3 separate regions of the Homo sapiens genome follow, and all the other regions are linked to region 1. Evidence: chromatin loops called from intact Hi-C (ENCODE). Cell type or tissue: B cell. All regions are shown on one strand. Links, peaks and the distances in the headings refer to the core of each region. The heading gives the core; the rest is flanking DNA. Region 1 overlaps SSBP2 (single stranded DNA binding protein 2). Region 2 holds the start of LOC107986385 (a long non-coding RNA gene). Region 3 overlaps ATG10 (autophagy related 10).

Evidence for each region. A loop is a pair of places that touch in the nucleus more often than their neighbours do. Peaks named below come from ENCODE experiments on the same cell type or tissue, not always from the same donor. Only the 100,000 strongest peaks of a DNase experiment are listed, where the experiment ranks them.
Region 2: it touches region 1 in a loop (13-fold over the local background); 29 of 110 quality-filtered maps call a loop at or near these places.
Region 3: it touches region 1 in a loop (19-fold over the local background); 32 of 110 quality-filtered maps call a loop at or near these places.

Annotation. Positions count from the first base shown.
Region 1 is chr5:81,506,002-81,508,501 of GRCh38, forward strand. The region is part of intron 5 of SSBP2 (single stranded DNA binding protein 2); the gene reads right to left. Among named protein-coding and RNA genes, the nearest start is that of ACOT12, 110 kb to the left of the region's middle. RefSeq lists a silencer at 1,086-1,235. In B cell, for the core only: CTCF peaks have their summits at 1,185 (motif pointing right) and 1,385; a DNase peak (open chromatin) is centred at 1,130; H3K27ac peaks cover 615 bases.
Region 2 is chr5:81,835,079-81,843,082 of GRCh38, forward strand. It overlaps LOC107986385 (a long non-coding RNA gene), which reads left to right and starts at 1,257. Exons shown (of 3, transcript XR_001742519.2): 1 at 1,257-1,396; 2 at 2,414-2,473; 3 at 4,971-5,049. RefSeq lists an enhancer at 3,385-3,464. In B cell, for the core only: CTCF peaks have their summits at 3,671 (motif pointing left) and 3,913; a DNase peak (open chromatin) is centred at 3,663.
Region 3 is chr5:82,220,812-82,228,815 of GRCh38, forward strand. All of the region lies in intron 5 of ATG10 (autophagy related 10), which reads left to right. Among named protein-coding and RNA genes, the nearest start is that of RPS23, 54 kb to the right of the region's middle. In B cell, for the core only: CTCF peaks have their summits at 4,959 and 5,160; a DNase peak (open chromatin) is centred at 4,930.

The sequences.
Region 1 (2,500 bases), core at 1-2,500:
TTGCCTGAATTGCAATTTTTAAAAAAGCTTACTTAGTTATTCAAGCTGGGCAGTTTTAATTTGTTCTAATAGTTGAGGCCAGAAAAACTATTACCACAACTGCAGGACAGCATTATCAAAGCCAGCAGCTGTTAGGCACCTTTGTTTTTTTAGTTGCTTTTATCTTTATAACAGGGAAAGATCTGTTCTATTTTCAACATTTAGAATCTGTGTTCTTTAAAGATACAAAATTATATTTTTAAGAAAATTAAACTTAATTTTTATTTCTTGAGGTTTGATAAATAAGCCAACTTCCTCACCTCCACTATCTAAATCCTAGGTGTATTTAATTCTGAGAAATACTATTTCTAACGTCTGAATTTTTTTAAACTATATATATTAATGCTGTTAGATATTCTAGTCTAATAAATTAATTCTACTTCAGAGTTTCAGTACCCTACTCATTCAAACTAAGAAGGATATAACAAGTAATCTTTTGGTTCATTTATCTAAGATCTAAGATGGTATTTATAACTTCCTAAGAGGGAAAGGGAGTTTCTCCTGGCTTAGAGTACTTTCTGAGACTAATTTCTGAAACAACCATAGTCAAGAAAGATAAGAGGAAAGGCAAACCACTGGAAGTGAAGGTAATGCCAAGACTAATAACAGAAGGAAATTGAGAGGGCATGTAGATTATTTAACTATATGTATATAAACGGCTGGATTTAGGAAGTCTGAATAGGAATAGCAGAGTAGATGAATATAGATACTAAGGTATCTTCAAAATGCAGAATTTATTTCCAGAAATAAACATCTATCTCCCAAAAACATTTAACCAGGACTTATAAAACCATATATTATTGGTTTTCTTTTTTAGTTTTGAGTGTCATATTAAATAATTATTTTTCTCATTTTTGATTTTTTCTTTTAAAATATCAAAAATATTATACACTTTGAGCTTTTTGTCCTTGTTGCTTTATGAATGTTGTTTATATGGAGCCTTCCTTAGTCAATAACACCACCATGGAGAAAAGAGGAAATTTCTTACTATTTTTTTTTCTTATTGCGTTATTACTATGTCAAAGCATTAGGTCAGCTTGCTACAGTGCAGCCTTGCTAAAAATAGAAAGTCTAGAAAAAGGCCCTGAACAAGTGGAGCCATCTGCAAACTACCACTAGATGGCAAGGCAGCTTTACCACTACCAATCTTAGGCCTGCAAACCAAATGTGACTTAAAACCTGCTGTCACATATTTTCTACTATATCAGAGTTTCATTCTACTTAGATTTTAAAGTATGAATGATCACCTTGGTCTGAAACTAAATTACTTGGTATCCTTTTTCATTAACATGTATTTATAATCTTATCCACGTCAAAGTCTTAAATTTACAACCCAACATCAACATATTATCAGTTTTCAACAGTTTCATCTAATAAAACTAAAGATCTAGTGACTAAAATATAGTAAATATATCAAGATAAAAATCAAAATACATGATAAAAGAAAACAAAGGTCTATATAGAGTTCAAAATTAGATATTAACAGGTATATCCCAGATTAGTTACAGAATCAAAGATATTATCCACATTAGCACCTATTAAAAGATTACGTTGTGTTTTTATATAAAGGATATGAATGTATTTGGTTATTAGAGTGATAAGGAAGTTATAGTTTCCTTCTTAAAAGCTTTCTTGTGGTAAAGAACATAAAGTAGGAAAAAGCATTTTTACCCTTCTCGATATTTTTTTGGTTAAAATAAGAAACGTCCATTGCATTAATGTTCTATAAGTTATAGAAATTCACAAGAGAAGCTTCCTTGTTACTTACTCATCCATAAAATTACAGAACTTTACAAGGTAACAGAGTTAATAATCTAATTTTTTAAACAAAAGAATTAGTACTTTTGTGTTATTTAGTGCATTTTATTAGTAGTAAATTATTTTGATCATTATACATAAGTGAGAAGAAAATCCACTTGGTCTAAGGAATGCTGCTGCCTATTTATATTGCAGGAATCAAAGTCCTTTGCCTGTCCTTTTGTATGAATGCCACAAGAATGAATAAATAGCATATCGATGCTTTTAATACATAACTCAAATTTCTTAGCATACAATGAAATCTTTGAATAAGACAGAGATATAAAAGAGTAAAACTCAGTTCTGGGTACCTACAATGGATGTGTATTCACACCATACCAAGATACTGTACTTTATTCTACAAAAACTGCCAAACTTTTAGTTAGATCAATGGCCATGTCTACTCTCTTCCCTCTGGATCCCAAGCAGCAAGACTTCCCAATTTAAGAAAGCTGCTCTAAAGTCATTCATCAGTTCCATAGTGTCACTCTGAGGACTTATAGGGTTTCTTATACAAATTACTCATTTGAAAACAGACTCCAAGTAAATAACTACATGTCATACTTTAAATGGCTTTATTTTATTAAATTTATACCTCCTTTTGCATGTCCGACTAGTCTTACTGATTTTACTTAATTGGTTTCCTGCTCAGCAACAGAGGCTC
Region 2 (8,004 bases), core at 2,216-4,715, 330 kb after region 1:
GAAGGTTTTTATTTTAAAAATAAAGAGATGAAGGAAGGAAGGACGAATGGACGGAAGGAAGGGAGGGAAGGAAAAAAGGAGGGAAGGAGAGAAAGAAAATCCTCTTGTAAAAGTTCTCTTCACATATAAGATTTTATACTTTATTTTAAAGGAGATTCTTTTTGTTAATTAAGGTATCAGTACAACAATAAAACCAACAGAAAAAGATATCTAAAAATCTTTTCATTTTGTACAGCAAATATCCGGGTATATTTACCTTATGTAAAATCATTCATTTGGTCTAACATGCCAGTAGAATTATCAAAAGTTTACTTTAACAAGATATGAAAAGGTTGGGAGGGTGTGGCTTAAATATAATCTACAATTTTAAAATTTAATTTCACATATTGCCATGCTGTTCTATTACATATGCAGGAACGGGAAAGGCAATGTTCTTCAGACTTGAAAAAAATTAATCCACAGTTCTTGGCATGGACAACCAATGTTATATTTAAAATATACATATCTAATGTGAGACCCATTATCTAATAAAAGTCATGAAATCTAGCTTATTCACTTTGTAACTTATAATAACTGAAAGTTGATCAAAGAAAAGTAATTCCATTTTTATTACATTGTTACTATTTTTATGGGCAAAATTTAAAATGTATGATAAAAATTCAATATACAATAATTGAAACATACAGTCTGACCTCACATTGCTCTGATAAATCTGTTCATTTCTGGCCATTTTCAGTGTTGCTATAGTGAACAGTGTTGACAAGTGGATGAAAAAAGCTTATAAATGGAATTCAGATCATAGATAAAACTGAACATAAACTATCTCCCAACATTTCTGCATGTTGGGAGGCCCGGTTTGTGCCACAGATGGCCATCTCCCAATAATACATAAAACATTTCTTGCTGGAGCTCAGCACACATTGTTGAATGCACAGGTCATTTGAACAGAACAATAATTCAATTCACTTAATAATGACCTCACTGGGAACAAACACAGACACAGGATGATGCTGTTAGGAGAACAAAATTGTACTAGAGTTTTAAAAATGAAATTCTTAAATAGCCGCCATGCTCTCTTGTCAAAATAGCACTTAAATGTATTCAGTGTTTAGCGACCAGGCAGGCTCACTGAGTTTATTTTAGTCTCTTGAATTTTACTGCTGTGTGTCTGTGCCATGTTCCTTCAGTTTTCACGCTGGTAGCTTTCCTGGGAAGGTCAGTGGTGCTCACTGAACCTTTTATTATCTTACAGGCTGAGCTCATTGATGAAGAAGTCTTGAGTTCATCATTTTTTCTTCTCTAATAGCTGAGATGGCAGTCAATGAGAGTGACTGCAGAAAGTTTCAGAAGGACACATGGGAATCATTTAACCAGGCCAATAAAATCAGCTATTTATGTAAGTAACAGTTATTATAACCTCAACCATCAAGACTGTATTTCTCTAGAATAATTTTTATTTGGGGGCTAATTTTATTCCTAGCTTATAAGGCTTAAAATCCAGGATTTCCTACTTTGGCAGTAATGAATGAACTGAGCCAGGAGAAATCAGGATCTAGATGCTCTCTTTTCAGCATTTAGATGCTTACACCACTGATACACATGGGTTCAGGTACCACCTACCTAGAATTTTTAGTCAGAGGTTCATTTCTATATTCTAAAACTAAACCCAAGTGCTATTGAAATTAGGCACCTTACTGCCATAGGCTTAACTATTAATATCACGTTCTCTTTTGTCACTCACATTTACTGTAAAAGCACACTTAATCAACAGCAGGGACTTTAAATATGTTTTGCTTAATATATTTTATTAAAAAGACCTTTAACTTTTAGGATCAAATCATAAACCTAAAGAACAGAGGGGATTAAAAAAACCCAAAAAACAGAAAATTGAGATATAACCTATTCAAATCAAGATTAATTTAATAATGGAGAGCAAAAAATCATATAGGAGTCTTATCAACAATTGTTTCATAGTTTAATTATTTTATTCTTTATTCTTTTGTCCCCTTCCATCTGTCTTAGTAGGCTTGAAAAAACTCAGTCTACTTTCCCACAAAATCGTGCTTTTATGCTTGGGAAACACATTTCTCTATAGGAGCTAACCCATTAGCTTATTTCTGTACCTGCTTCATCAATATCAGCTGGAATACCCTGTAATAGTGGCAATTTATTAACCTCTGCTGTAAAAGGCAACAGAAAGAACACTCATGCTATTTTTCCACAAAAATGGTGGTCAGGAGAAAGGGTGTTTTAGAGAGGTAGTGATACAGGGAGGGGAGAGGGGAAGCCATTAATAAGAAGCAGAGTACATTTTCCACTGACATATATACAATTCTCAAGACTAAAGAGGCGTCTATAATCTAAACAGGACACCCCCTGTTCCTTCTTCATCTTCCCCTCCCTTCTTTTACAGACACTTCCCCCGGAAGACATAGCCCTTGCTTCACTGTCTGAAGGAGAGAAAATGCAAAAGGTAAATAGATAAATACAAAAGACAGCACGTAACTTAAGGACCATACTGATATTATAAGAGTTCAGAGAAATTGAGATTGGGAAAGGTCCTTGAAGAAATTGCAAGGCGTGAGTGCAGCCCCCTGCTCCTGTGAGGCTGAGGGGGAATTTTCCTTCCTCTCATTGCCCCCTGGGGTGCTATGTTTTTGTCCATCTCCCAGTATGAAGGAGATCCTTCTGCAGCGAAGCCCACCATTAGCTGAGCCCAGCAGCTCAGCTTCTCAGTTTTCCTGGCACTTGCCTGAGGGCTTGCAGACTGAGCTTGCAGACTGAGCAGGATGCTGGGCATCCACTGTGCCTTCTCAAGGGAAAGGGAGGGAGCTGGGGCACAGAAAGCCAAACTCCTCTCCAGGCAGAGGCACTAGGGAAGCGGGAGCAGGAGGGAGGAAAAGTCCATTGTATGCTGCTAATAATCACAATAATAACATTGAAACAGCACTTACTACGCCCAGGACAGTTCCCAGCAATTTACATGGGGTATTAACCCAGGTAATCCTCACAACAACCCTATGAGGAAGTACTATTCATATGCCCATTGTACAGATGAGGCACAGAAAAACTAATGAACTTGCCTAAGAACACACAGCTACTTAATTGGCATAACAGAGACTTGAGCCCAGACACAGCCCGACTCTAGCACCTCTGTTGTTACATGGTTCACAACTCAGGCAGCACATTAGAATCACTTGGAGAGCTGTTAATCAATACTGATACCTGTCCTCAACCCCAGAACTACAGATTTAATTGATCTGCAGTGGGGCCCAGGGCATGAGGACTTTTTAAGTGTCCCCAGGTGATTCAAATGTACAGCCAGGAGAGAGCCACACTATTTAGGCTCTCTCTACACGGTTATCTCAGGACCTCAGCACCTCTGCTTTCCTCCCTGTTACTCAGACTATTACATTACACCCTGATCTTACACTCTGCCACTCTCCATTTTTCTTCCCTTGCAGTGGTTTTAAAATATGTCCACAAATTCTTGAACACTCATCTCTTCGAAAGGTAGAGATGACTCCCCTCCCCTTGAGTAGTGACTCTCTTCTAATAAATGTAATTTAGCAGCAGTGAGGGTCTGTGACTTCCAAGACCAGGTCATTAAAGACCTTTGCAGCTTCTTCCTTCCTGGTAAGTTGTGGATTGCTCCCTCTGGGGGAAGCCAGCTGCTATGTCATAAGATCACTCAGCCCTATGAAGAGGACCTCCTGGTGAGGAACTGTGGACTCCTGCCCACAGCCAAGGAAGAATGGAGGTCTTCCAGCAAGTAATCACTGAATGAGCCAAATTGGGAGTAAATCTTCCAGCCCCAGGCAATCCCTAAAATGACTAGAACCCTGGTGGACATCTTGAATGCTACCTCATGAAAGACCTGAGCTGGAACCATCCTGCTAAGCTGCTCCCAGATTCCTGACCGTCAGACACTGTGCAAGATCATAAATGTCCATTACTTTACACTGATAAACTGTGGGTTCATTTGTTATGTAGCAATAGATAACGAATACAGCCATCTTCAACCCCCACCTCCAACTCGCAAGTCCTCCCATATTGACTTGGAGCTGGGAAGTTGCCAGTGCTACAATAGAAAAGTGTCTGACATCCTAAGGTGGAATTCTGAATGCATTTACCATAGAAACATAGCTGCATGAATATTTATATATGTACATAAATGTATGTAGATGCATAGAAGAAGTCTGGAAGAAACAAGTCACACTGTTAATAGTTGTAGAGCCTGAGATAGGAAGGGGAGTGGGAGCAGGGGTTGGGGAGAAAGCCAAAGGGAATTTTTCTTGCTGCTCTGCAGGCTACTGTGTCATTTGGACGTTTCACACCAAGAATATATCCATGCACCACTTAGGTAATGAAACATATTTTTCCTGCATAAAAGTGAGGGAGGTTTAAAAAAATAAAAGTGGCATAATCATACCCAAGGCTGGGTTCTGTTGGAAGTAGAATACTAGAAAGTTCTGCAAGTACATTGTGGATACAGTAGTAATTTTGTAGCCTGTCCTGAGGGCCTTAATACCAGGTAGAACACTGTGAGAACAACAGGCCTTGAATCCTGATCTCCACATGTGCTTAATTCTTGACTCTAACACTTAACCAGCTCGGCAAGTTATGAAACTGTTCTGAGCCTGTTTCCTCATCTGTAAATTTGGGATAATGATTTGAGAATTATAGAAGCTAAATATATACATCACCTCATACAGTGAATGGTCTGGAGTTTGCAGTCACCAAGTGATAGCTGTCATACTGTGGGAAATATGATGCTAGTTCCAAACACGTACATTTTGGGATCATTACCTGTAAATAAGTTAAGGGTTCCATGAATTATATATTTTTGTCAATTCCTCTTTTTTTGGGGATGCAAACAAATTCATGAAACAAAGTAGACTTTCAAGACTCATTTACCGCATGAATTTTGCAAACATTCCAGAGGTCAAATATTTGTTTTCTATTTAAAGTGATAAAGGCATGAAAAAGTCATATTCCTGAGCTACAAGAGAGAAACTGAGGACAGTGGAGATGAGAATAAAATCCCTAAAGCTTAAAGGATGCTGGATCTGGATTCTACTGGATGTTGGTGCTGAAGAGTGGGACTGTCCTATCCTTTTCACATATGTTAGAGGTCACACACAGGGAGCCCACAGACCCCAGCATGCCAATAAACGTGTTTCTTGTGACCCATACAATGTTTCTGAAAAGCATTTGAATTAGTTACCCACATTTAAATTGGGAAGATTTCACATAGAAATAAAGGTTTCATATTGCTCTTAAAAAAACTGACATAACTGGCTATCACGGGCCAACTGGCTAGAACTGAATCGTGGATTCCTCCTTAGTTAGGGTGAGGGTTCTTCAAGAGGCCATAAACCCTACTTGGACTGGCCCGAATCCCTCATTAGGGTTATCTACTTGTCCTTTAGGCATTCAGTTTGCTCCACTGAAACTTTGGATGTTTATTCCAATCTAGTAAGAGTGTTGCTGGGATGGGATGACCACATGCTTCTATAGTTATAAAAACTGCCCAACCATGCCTGCAATGAAGAGATCCCAGAAATAGAGGCCATCTTTCTCTGTTTACTTTTTATTGAACCAAAGAAGAGGAATGTGGAGCTCTCCAAAATGTTTCCGTGAGGAAATGAAGAGCTGTTATTTATAATCTACTATACTTCTACAGTGAGCTAATATTTATCAGGAAGACCTCCAGTCTCTCAAATGGTCTAAAGTTGCGTGTCATTTCAGCCAACCTATCTGCATCATCTTTTCCATTTGAGTAGTCTGGGATTCTTTGCCTCTGCACATGCTCAAATCCTACAACTGGAAGAAAAAGCTGAACTATGACCCTTGCCTTTGATATATATAGAGAGATACTTATCGAGTTTGGTGATATTGAGTTCATTTTTAATATCACGGAGTCACTTGTGAATCAATACCTGTCCAATATTTGTCTAATAAATGTTCCTCTCTGACAGTTATTAAAAACAAACAAAAATAGGTTCTATTTCCTTAACTCTGCTTGAGGATCTTTCAATAGCAAAATTATCCCCCATAATTAACAAAAGCAAATATGAGTTTGCTTTTAAAAGACTCATTTGCTAGTCGTTTTTTTAGTCTAGGTCATTTCTGGCCTAGGTTATTTTTTGATATTTTATTTAAAAAATTTTCAAACATACAGAAAAGTTGAAAGAATGGCACAGTGAACACCCACGTATTCACCTCAAGATTCAATAATGAACATTTGCTATATTAACTTTACCACATATTCATTTATTCTTCTTTTAACCTATAAATTTTGATACATTTCAAAGTAAGTTGCAGACATCAGTGCATTTTACTCCTAAACACTTCAGCATTCATAGCACCAGAGTTCAATATTTATGTTTTTAAAAGTTTTAACTGTGGTAAAATATACACAACATAAAATTTACCTTTTTAACAATTTTTAAGTGTACACTTCTGTGGCATTAAGTACAGTCACATTGTAGTAAAACCATCACCACCACCTATCTTCAAAATTTTTCCTTTTCCCCAACTGAAATTCTTCACCCATTAGACACTAACTATCCATTCTTCCCTCCTCTCTGCCTTTGAAAACTACCATACTACTCCCTGTCTCTATGAATTTGACTACTCTAGATACTTCATATAAGTGGAATCATACAAGATTTGTCCTTTTGTGACTTTCTTATTCCACTTAGCATAATGTCTTCAAGGGTCATCCATGTTGTCACATGTTAGAATTTCCTTCCTTTTTAAGACTGAATAATATTCCATTGTATATACATATCACATTTTGTTTAACCATTCATCTATCAGACACCTGGGCTGCCTCCACCTTTTCTTTCCAAGACTGTTTTTTTCAGAGCAGATTTAGATTTCTTCCACTTTTTGGCTATTGGGAATAACGCTGCTGTGAATATGGGTGTACAAATATCTGTCTGAGTACCTACTGTCACTTATTTGGAGTATGTACCCAGAAGTGGAATTGCTGGAGCATATGCTAATTCTATGTTTAATTTTTTTGAGGAATCCACGGTTTCTTTTTCATATAACATTTATACCTAGTGAAATGCACATATCTGAAGTGTATAGATTTTGTTACATTGTAACAAATGTATACTCTAGTGGATTATTTTTCTTTTCTTTTTTAGGTCCATCGATATATACATATAAGAATTTTTCCATTAGAATGCTACACAGTCAGTGGCCAAAAGCCTGTTGGAAAGAGTGTGGGCTTAGATGACATCAAGACATACAGTTTTAGAACCTACTGGCCTTATCTCTTCACATATTTTGAAGTCTAAAAAAGGATCTCACTGTCCTGAAATCAGAAATTTGCAAAAATCATCATCTCCATCTTCTACTACTGACTATAAACATTTTACCTTGTGTAAGCAATGACCACAATAGTTCCAAAGAAGGAGTTTTAAACAAAAGAATGCATGTGGGGCTCAATTTTTAGCTCCCACCCATTACCAGAAAGAGATGATCTCTCCCTACATCCATCATGCAGATTTTTCCAGAGTCTAAAAATTCTAAGCAGGTAGTAGCAAATTTATCATACAGATCAGTAGTTTATAATATTGAAAGTGAAAACAACAATGAATATAGCATATTTTTTGCTATCAGATTGACAAAAAGTGACAGTTTCACTGGGAAAAGTGTGGAGAAACAGGCATTGGCAGATGCTGTAGGTGACATAAAATAGTAGGGCAATTTGCTAATAATCTGTTAACATTTTTAATATACATTATTCCTAACCCAGAAGTTTCACCTCTAGGAATTTTTCTTACAGAAATACTCATACGAGCGCACCAAGGTATATTTGTACATGGTTGCTCATTGCCACGTGGCTTGTAGGAGCAAAAAATTGGAAACGACCCAAATATCAGTCAGAAGGTAGCTGCTAAAAATAAATCCTGATATACACACATTTAACTGGTATAACTTGCTTTACCAGCTTGGACACAAATGAGGTTACATCTTTTTTATTTT
Region 3 (8,004 bases), core at 3,405-5,904, 720 kb after region 1:
AGTACAGTAGCATGATCTTGGCTCTCTGCGACCTCTGCCTCCTGGATTCAAGCAATTCTCCTGCCTCAGCCTCCCAACTGGGACTACAGGCACGTGCCACCATGCCTGGCTAATTTTTGTATTTTTAGTAGGGATGGGGTTTCACCATATTGGCCAGGCTAGTCTTGAAACCCCTGACCTCGTGATCCACCGTCCTTGGCTTCCCAAAGTGCTGGGATGACAGGCATGAGCCACTGTGCCCGGCCTTCCATCTCTTTTATGGTTTCTATATATACATGCTGTTTATTGACTTCAGGCCTTTGCTTCTGTGCTTCTCTCTGTCTGGAACACCTTTCCCGCCTGGCCTAGGTTTCCTTTCTCAGCTAGCATGGCTCCCTTCTGGGCCCTGTGATGCAATACCTCTGCATTTCTCTCTTTAGCATTCCCAGCTGGAAACTGTTGTTTCCAGAGAGATGTCAAGGCATCTCTCTCCTACTGAATTACAACCTCTTCTACAGTAGGGGCTATATTTTGTTTTGTTTTGGGAAACATTCATAAGTGGTTTGTAACCTCTTCATAACATTTATTAGGACTAATAAATGTTCAATGACATGACTGATCTGATAGAGCTCTTGAAAAACACTATGTACACTTTTTGCCTTCTGGTTGCAGATCAGGTACCAAGTGCAGTGATAATTTAGAAGACACCCATATGTTAGATAATCACAGGGACAGAGCAACCTATACACCGTGTCTTGGTGTGGCCACCATCTATTACACTGAGGCTTTTCCAGCAGCCAGGGAAGCCAACAGCCAAGACAGCATCAGACCATTTGATAGGACTCCGAAGCCACCATTTATTTGATAGGACTCAAAAGCCACAATGTAGAGATGGTTCAAGAATGTGATGCTGGCAATATAAGATATAGGCATGCAAAAATATATTTTGAAATGAGTAAAAATAATGATAGCAGCAACCAAATGCTACTTTCAGACTGTTATGTGCTAGAGGAATACAGAGGAGATACAGATGGCCAGCAGCCCTTGAGTATATTGTTAGCAAACTCAGCATTAATTCTGAGTCTGAAGCCCTGACTTTGCACTCCAATCAGAATATTAACCAAAGAAACGTTTTGCTAGTCTTTTAGTGAATATGTTAACAGAAAATCTTGTATCGGAGTTGCATTAAAGGTCATGCTTGAAGTAAGCCAAAATGTGATATTGATTAGTGCATTTCTTCCTAAGTTAAAGAAACAGAAGTTAGAGAAAATGTCTGATGGTTTGAAGAGTACTCTCTCCCCAGTGTTATAGAAAGAGCAGCAGCCTTCTTGATTTGTGATTTTGTGCTTGTATTTTTCCTCTGCCATGGCAAGACAAAGTATAGTTAGTGGTACACCAACTTCCCAATTTAATAATGAAACTAGTTAAATGGGAAGTGGTATAAAATAGTGATTAAGAGCCTTTGATTTTACAGCCAAACTGCCTGGATCAACTGTTGGCTTTTCCAAATTAGTTGTGAATACTGGAGCAAGGTACTGAGCCTTTCTATGCCTTAATTTCCTCATCTGTGAAATGGTGATCCTAGTAGTACATCCCTCATGAAGTTTCCTGGATTAAATACAATAGTAAATATAAACTATTTAGAATAGATCCTAGCACATAGTATGCAATCACACTGGCTAGTACTGTTATTAATGATCTTGTCTCAAATTGATGATGAACATAATTTCCATTAATTTATTCACCAAATTCCAAATTAACACTACTATGTGTTAGTATAGAACATAAGCTCAAATAACAAATGATGTTATATTTAAATAGAGAAAGATTCATATATGTATTTTTTGCCATCAAACAATCATCATTTGGTGGGCCATCTGGTAGTGATTATAGTTTTATGGAAATTTGCTGCTGAGGTAAATAGCTACCACGTGGAGATTGCCCCAGGTCTGGGAAGGCAGAAGACATTCTTCAGGATTTCAAAGGCACATCAGCTGTGCAGTTGCACAGGCATGAATGGAACTGTACATGCCAGGATAACAATCAGGGCATATTGTTCTTTCAGGTTTCAAAGAAAACAAGTATCATACTTAAGAAGTGTAGTCACACTACCCGTGATATAGTCCTAAGAATAGTGTTGTAATTTGTATGCCGGGTACTTGGTTTTAACAAGGCATTTAATTCTGTTAAGCAAGTTGGTAGGTTGGAAAATCTTTCAAAGGCAGGCTGTGTGTGGAAGTTTATAAGCAACATTTGTTTACTCTGTGAGGAAATGATGGTGAGAGTTATAGATGCAGACGAGAGATAGCAAATGCATTTACAGTCACTAATAGCACCAAACAAGGCTGCAGTTGTATGCCATTATCATTTGCTATCTGTTTTTTTGTTTGTTTTAAGATGTTCTTTGTTGCCTTCAAAGATTGCACTTCAGGTATTAACACTAAGATTAGGTCAGAAAAGAATGCATCCAATCTCTACTGTATTTAGATGGAAAAAGCAAATTATTATTTGGAATATAAACAATCTTATTACATATTGTCTGCATGCCAATGTCTGCACACTTGTGGCTCATAGTCACAATGATGAATAACAGTGGTTAGGTTGGTTTACTAAGTTGTGCATCACTTTGGTCATATTATCAATCCTTAAGCAGTGAAAGACTCTCCTAAATGTCTATAGATCGCCCTTGAAAGTTAGAGATAAGTTTCATCATCTTGGTGGCATCATCTTTTGCAATCAATCACCAATAACCAACAAATAGAGATTTAGTGGTGGTGTATATAAACAGCACTATGAGAGACAGCATTGTTCAGGAAACAGAAATCTATGGCATGGTCTTCTTTCCCCAAAGATGGGGCAATAATGCACAGATTACACAGAAGAATTAATCAATAATAAAAAATTACATAATGAAACAACCTTTATAGTCTTATATAGATGTTACAGGCACATATATATGATAAAGTGCTAGGTCACTGATAGAAATTTTAAGTAGAGAGTTTGTTTATTATGAACTGAAATGATTCTAGAAAGATTTGAGAATGAGAGAGAGAGGCTTGATACTATCTTAGAATATTTGGTAGATGAGGAAGGAAATGAGGGAGTATTCGAGATAGGGGGATGAACCCAGAGGTGAGGAAACACTAGTCATCCTGTGACTAGAGAGCAAACCAGAACAAGAATATAAAATGCATGTGAAGCCAGCCTTCTAAAAGTAAGGATTGCATACCTTTGGAAATAACCAGCAGTCGGCCAGGGTGTGACAAGGCAAAGGATGACCATGGGTCGACAGAATATGAGAATAGTAGAACCTTTGTTGTTGTGTTTGCTGCTATGTATTTAGGGCTTAGAATAGTCCGGGGCATGGTAGGTGCTTAATGAAGCCCCCACTCTTTTCTGTGATTAGGGGCAGTCTGATAGATGATAATGCTGGAAAAGTAGTTTGTGCCAGCCTGCAGGGAAAACAAGTAGAGGGCCATGCAATTGAAACTTTATTATATAGGTTTAGGATTTTTACCTAGAGGTCACAAATACCCAGGCTTCAGGGTTTATTTAAACCACATGCAACATGGGCAAAAGCCTGTATACATTATGCATTATTCTGAGGTCCATAGCTCTCATTGCATATTGAAAGGGATCCAGGCCCCCAAAAGGTTCAGCTTTACCTAAGAAGCAAGGGAGTAGTTAGAAATAATTTTGAGCAAGGGAGTGGCATAAAATTAGTAGTTGGGACTATGAATCGGGTATTTGCATGCAGGGGGAAGGAGAGAATAGAGGCTCTAAAACAAAGGAAAGCAGGTGGGAGGTTCTGGCAGGCTGGAGGGAAAGAGATGCTTGTGAAAGCCCACTGTGGAAGTGATTGTCTTCAAGGAGATAGAGTGAAAGGAGGGTGTTTAAAGGAAAGCTGTGCTGGAGGAATACTGACAAAATGCTTATGGAGAAGGTGGGGGAATGGAGGCCAGTGAAAGTAGATTCAGTTTCTAAAGAAATCCATCAGTCAACATTTATTCAAGCCTCTTAAATCTTCACCACTTTGGTGTAAGACTTTGAAGTAAGGATGATATTCCTGTCACAAGGGGAAGTTAGACCTTCCTTGAAATGCCTGATTTAAAAGATTGGGGTGTCTGCCTCCCATGTATTAAAAATAAGGACATCTATGTATTATAAACTACAAACTTACATGAATGCTGAAATTAAATTAGTTTCTTTCAAAATTGTCTGATTTCAAATTTCCAATTAAATTCATGGAAGCTGACATTTCTTCAATATTTTTGGTGCTCCTGTTCTGCAGGTATTTAGTTGACCAATAGGATAATTGAGTCCTTGCACCCTTTTAATGTCACACACTCCCAAGTGAAGAAATTTCAAATTTTATGGGTATTTCAGAAATAAGAGTCTCTCACTGTGTCAGTGCAAAGTAGTTTGGGTTGATCATATTTAATGAAAGAATATTAGACTCCTGAAAAATAACTTATGCCAGCACTGACTGTGTGGTCAAAAAATCTTATACCTATCCCTCAGGTAATACAAATATTTGGGGACCATAACATTAGGGGAATGCACATATTTGCTTTCGATCATTTAAGTCAGTAGAGAAAATGAACCTCCTGGGTTCTAAATTAACCCCACCCAGCTGTTTGCAGATCATCACATCTGGAAAGCAGGTCAAGAGGAAAGGAGATGCTCTCTGGAAAGGTAAAAGCATTTTGCTTTCCAAGCAGATTCCAAGTCCATCTAGCTGCTGCTTTGTAGGCAAGCCACGAATGGTCTCAAAATCAAAATGGCCTTGACCTCATTATGTGACAGAGAATGTGGTTGTAACAGGGCTACTGGCTATGGCCTCTGCTGCCTTAACCGATGCCAAAGCCCTTTACAGACAGCCTGGTGCCTTCCTTGCCGATTTCCACAATGGCAGGTACATTAAGGAGTGTCTCTGTGCCTACCGGGTGATGGATGGCTCTCTGGCGGTCTCTGGTGGTCAACATTATAAATGCTTCTAGAGGGAACGGGAATACTTGACTCCATTAGAGCAAATGCAAAAACAAACATTTGGAGAATTATGCTAACATTCTCTAGTGTGAACCTAAGTCTGATACTAACTTCTAGCTATGACTCAGATGGATCACTATGGTATATTGTTTATATGTAATATAGAGTAGCATCTTAGAGTGAGTTATACGTATTTAACTTCTTTAGTGGAAGAAGGTGAAGAATTCATCCCTTTAAAGTCAATTCATATTTATTCTTACTTTCTCTCTCTCTCTGTCTGTCTCTCCCCCAAATTCACATTTCTTTACTGGTTTTTATAACAGGCAGTTTCCAAGATGTGACTGTGTGTGTATTTGTGGGCATATTTAAGTAAGTGTGTTAACTTTTTGATTGCCAGCTCTCTGTAGATCTGAACATCAAACCTTTTAATTACCACAGTTATAAATGCCCATATTAGCAGCTTGCTTTCTTGTACCAATGAGTGAATTGGAGATAGGTAGTTGTTACGTTAAAGAGAGCTGGTGAATATGCTTCAACACATACATTTCCACACTGCATCTTACTAGGTACATGAGGGTTCTTTTTACTTCTTTTTTTTTTCTTTCTAATTCTTGGTAGACTATGTATAGTCAGTGAAATAAACATCACCCATTACTCAGTTCAGTCTTCCCTGAAGTATTAGTATTTCAAACAATCCTATTACCAAAAGATTATTTTGATACTTTATTAAAAGTCCTACAGCTCTAGCATTGCTATACTCAAACACAGATTTATGCAATTAGGATTATAATGGAAGCTTTATTACAATGATATATAACTTGTATCATCCTAATAAAAGTTTCTGTACATAGCAATACTTTAATAACATTGTTTCTGTAACAGTGATTCCTTAGTAATGGAGCTTCTCTTATAGCAACTTCATTATTAGGAAATGATTTCAGTAATAGAAATGCAAATAAAGATTTTGAAGGGAGCATTTTATGCATAGCACTATTACAGGCCTGCTATCTTTTCATGCATTACATCTAATCATTATAAACTTATGACGCAGATTATAATTATGCTTATTACTATCCTATTACACTTTAGAATTTGTATCCTTTCAAATTATTGAAATTAACTGCCATTTTAAAATTCAAGGGTTAAAATAATTTAAATTTTAATTAAATTTTGTTTCTAAAGCATTAAAAATGTTTCACAAAATCTTCTCTAATTTGTATTGTATTAGAGATTATGTGAACCAATGGCATTCAACCTGGAGTATGTGTACCCTTGGCGGTTGATGAAGACTTCCCAAAGATACATGGGCATGAGAGTTTTAAAGGAATTAATTTTCAGATCTTCTATTCCTATATGCCCCCTCTTGTAAAATCCATCTGCTTGAGAAGGCACCTGTGGTTGAGATTTTCCTTGTTCCCCTCCCCTTTTTTACTTTCTTCCAGTGTACAAAAGAAAGACATCTGACATCCGACATCCATCCCTTACCATGACATATTGCTTAGCCAGGGCACTGAAAAAGGAGAAATTTGACAACCCCTTTATTTAAGGTATCCCCAGGTCCCAATTCACACACATATATATATATTTTAAAATTTTATTTTATTATTATTTTTTTGAGATAGGATCTATCTGTCATCCAGGCTGGAGTGCAGTGGTGCGATCTTGGCTTACTGCAACCTCCACCTCCCAGATTCAAGCGATTCTCCTGCCTCAGCCTCCCATGTAACTGGGACTACAGGCGCCTGCCACCATAACTAGCTAATTTTTGTATTTTTAGTAGAGACGGGGTTTCACCAAGGTTGGCAAGGATGGTCTCGAACTCCCAACCTCAGGTGATCCGCCTGCCTCGGCCTCCCAAAGTGCTGAGATTACAGACATGAGCCACCACTCCTGGCCCCAATTCATGTTTTTAAGTCAGGATATATAGGGTAGTGGTTAAGTACTTGGGCTGTTGTGTCAGAGGTCTGTGCATAGATCCAGGTTCTTCAGTTTGCTAGCTCTGTGACCTGGATTAGTCATTTATGCTTACTCTATCTTAGTTTCTACATCTATAAAATGGGGATTATAATAATAGGTTATTGTGGGGATTAAATTGATTCATACACATATGAATAAAAGCATGTACTATATAAAAAGTATGTATGGGCTGGGTGCAGTGGCTTATGCCTGTAATCCCAGCACTTTGAGATACCAAGGTAGGTGGATTGCTTGAGTCCAGGAGTTCAAGACCAGCCTGGGCAATATAGAGAAACCCCACCTCTGCAAAAAATACAAAAATTAGCTGGGCATGGATGGCATGAACCTGTAGTCCCAGCTACTCGGGAAGCTGAGGTGGGAGGATCGCTTGAGCCTGAGAGGTCAGGGCTGCAGTAAGGAGCCATGACTGTACCACTGCACTGCAGCCTGGGCAACAGAGTGGGACCATCTCAAAAAAAAAAAAAAGTATGTATGTACTATTAAAAGTATGTATCAATACTATATAATGCCATTAACTCATGATTTCCAAAAATATTTTACTTTATATATTTGCTTATCAAATTTTATAATATATTTATGTTGTTTTGATCAATTGAATACTAGCAATGATTATGACAACTCAATCAGACATCTAAGTTAACATAGAACAAAATGGCCACAGGAAATTTTAAAACATAAACTCCTTTGTCTCTCTATTTTTTTGGTTATGAGAAGATGATCAATAAAAAGCTTTTAAGCATAAAATATACATTAGGATGAAGTTCTTTGAGAGGAGCACAATAGAGATATGAATTCAAGGAGAAATATATAAAATGTCCAATTGTATTGCATATATTTTTTAAGTGAATGATGATGGATGTTTATTTTCAATTGAATGCATTTAAGATAATGATGTAATATTAATAGTTGTATTTAAAATTGTCAATATGTACCGTGCATTGGAAATCATATAATTTGCAACTATTTAATGAAAACCTTTAGAGGTGAACTTGTGTACCTGGGGTATATAGATAGATGTTTTTTAAATTTAGGTGATGCAAACAAGTTCAGAGACACTGG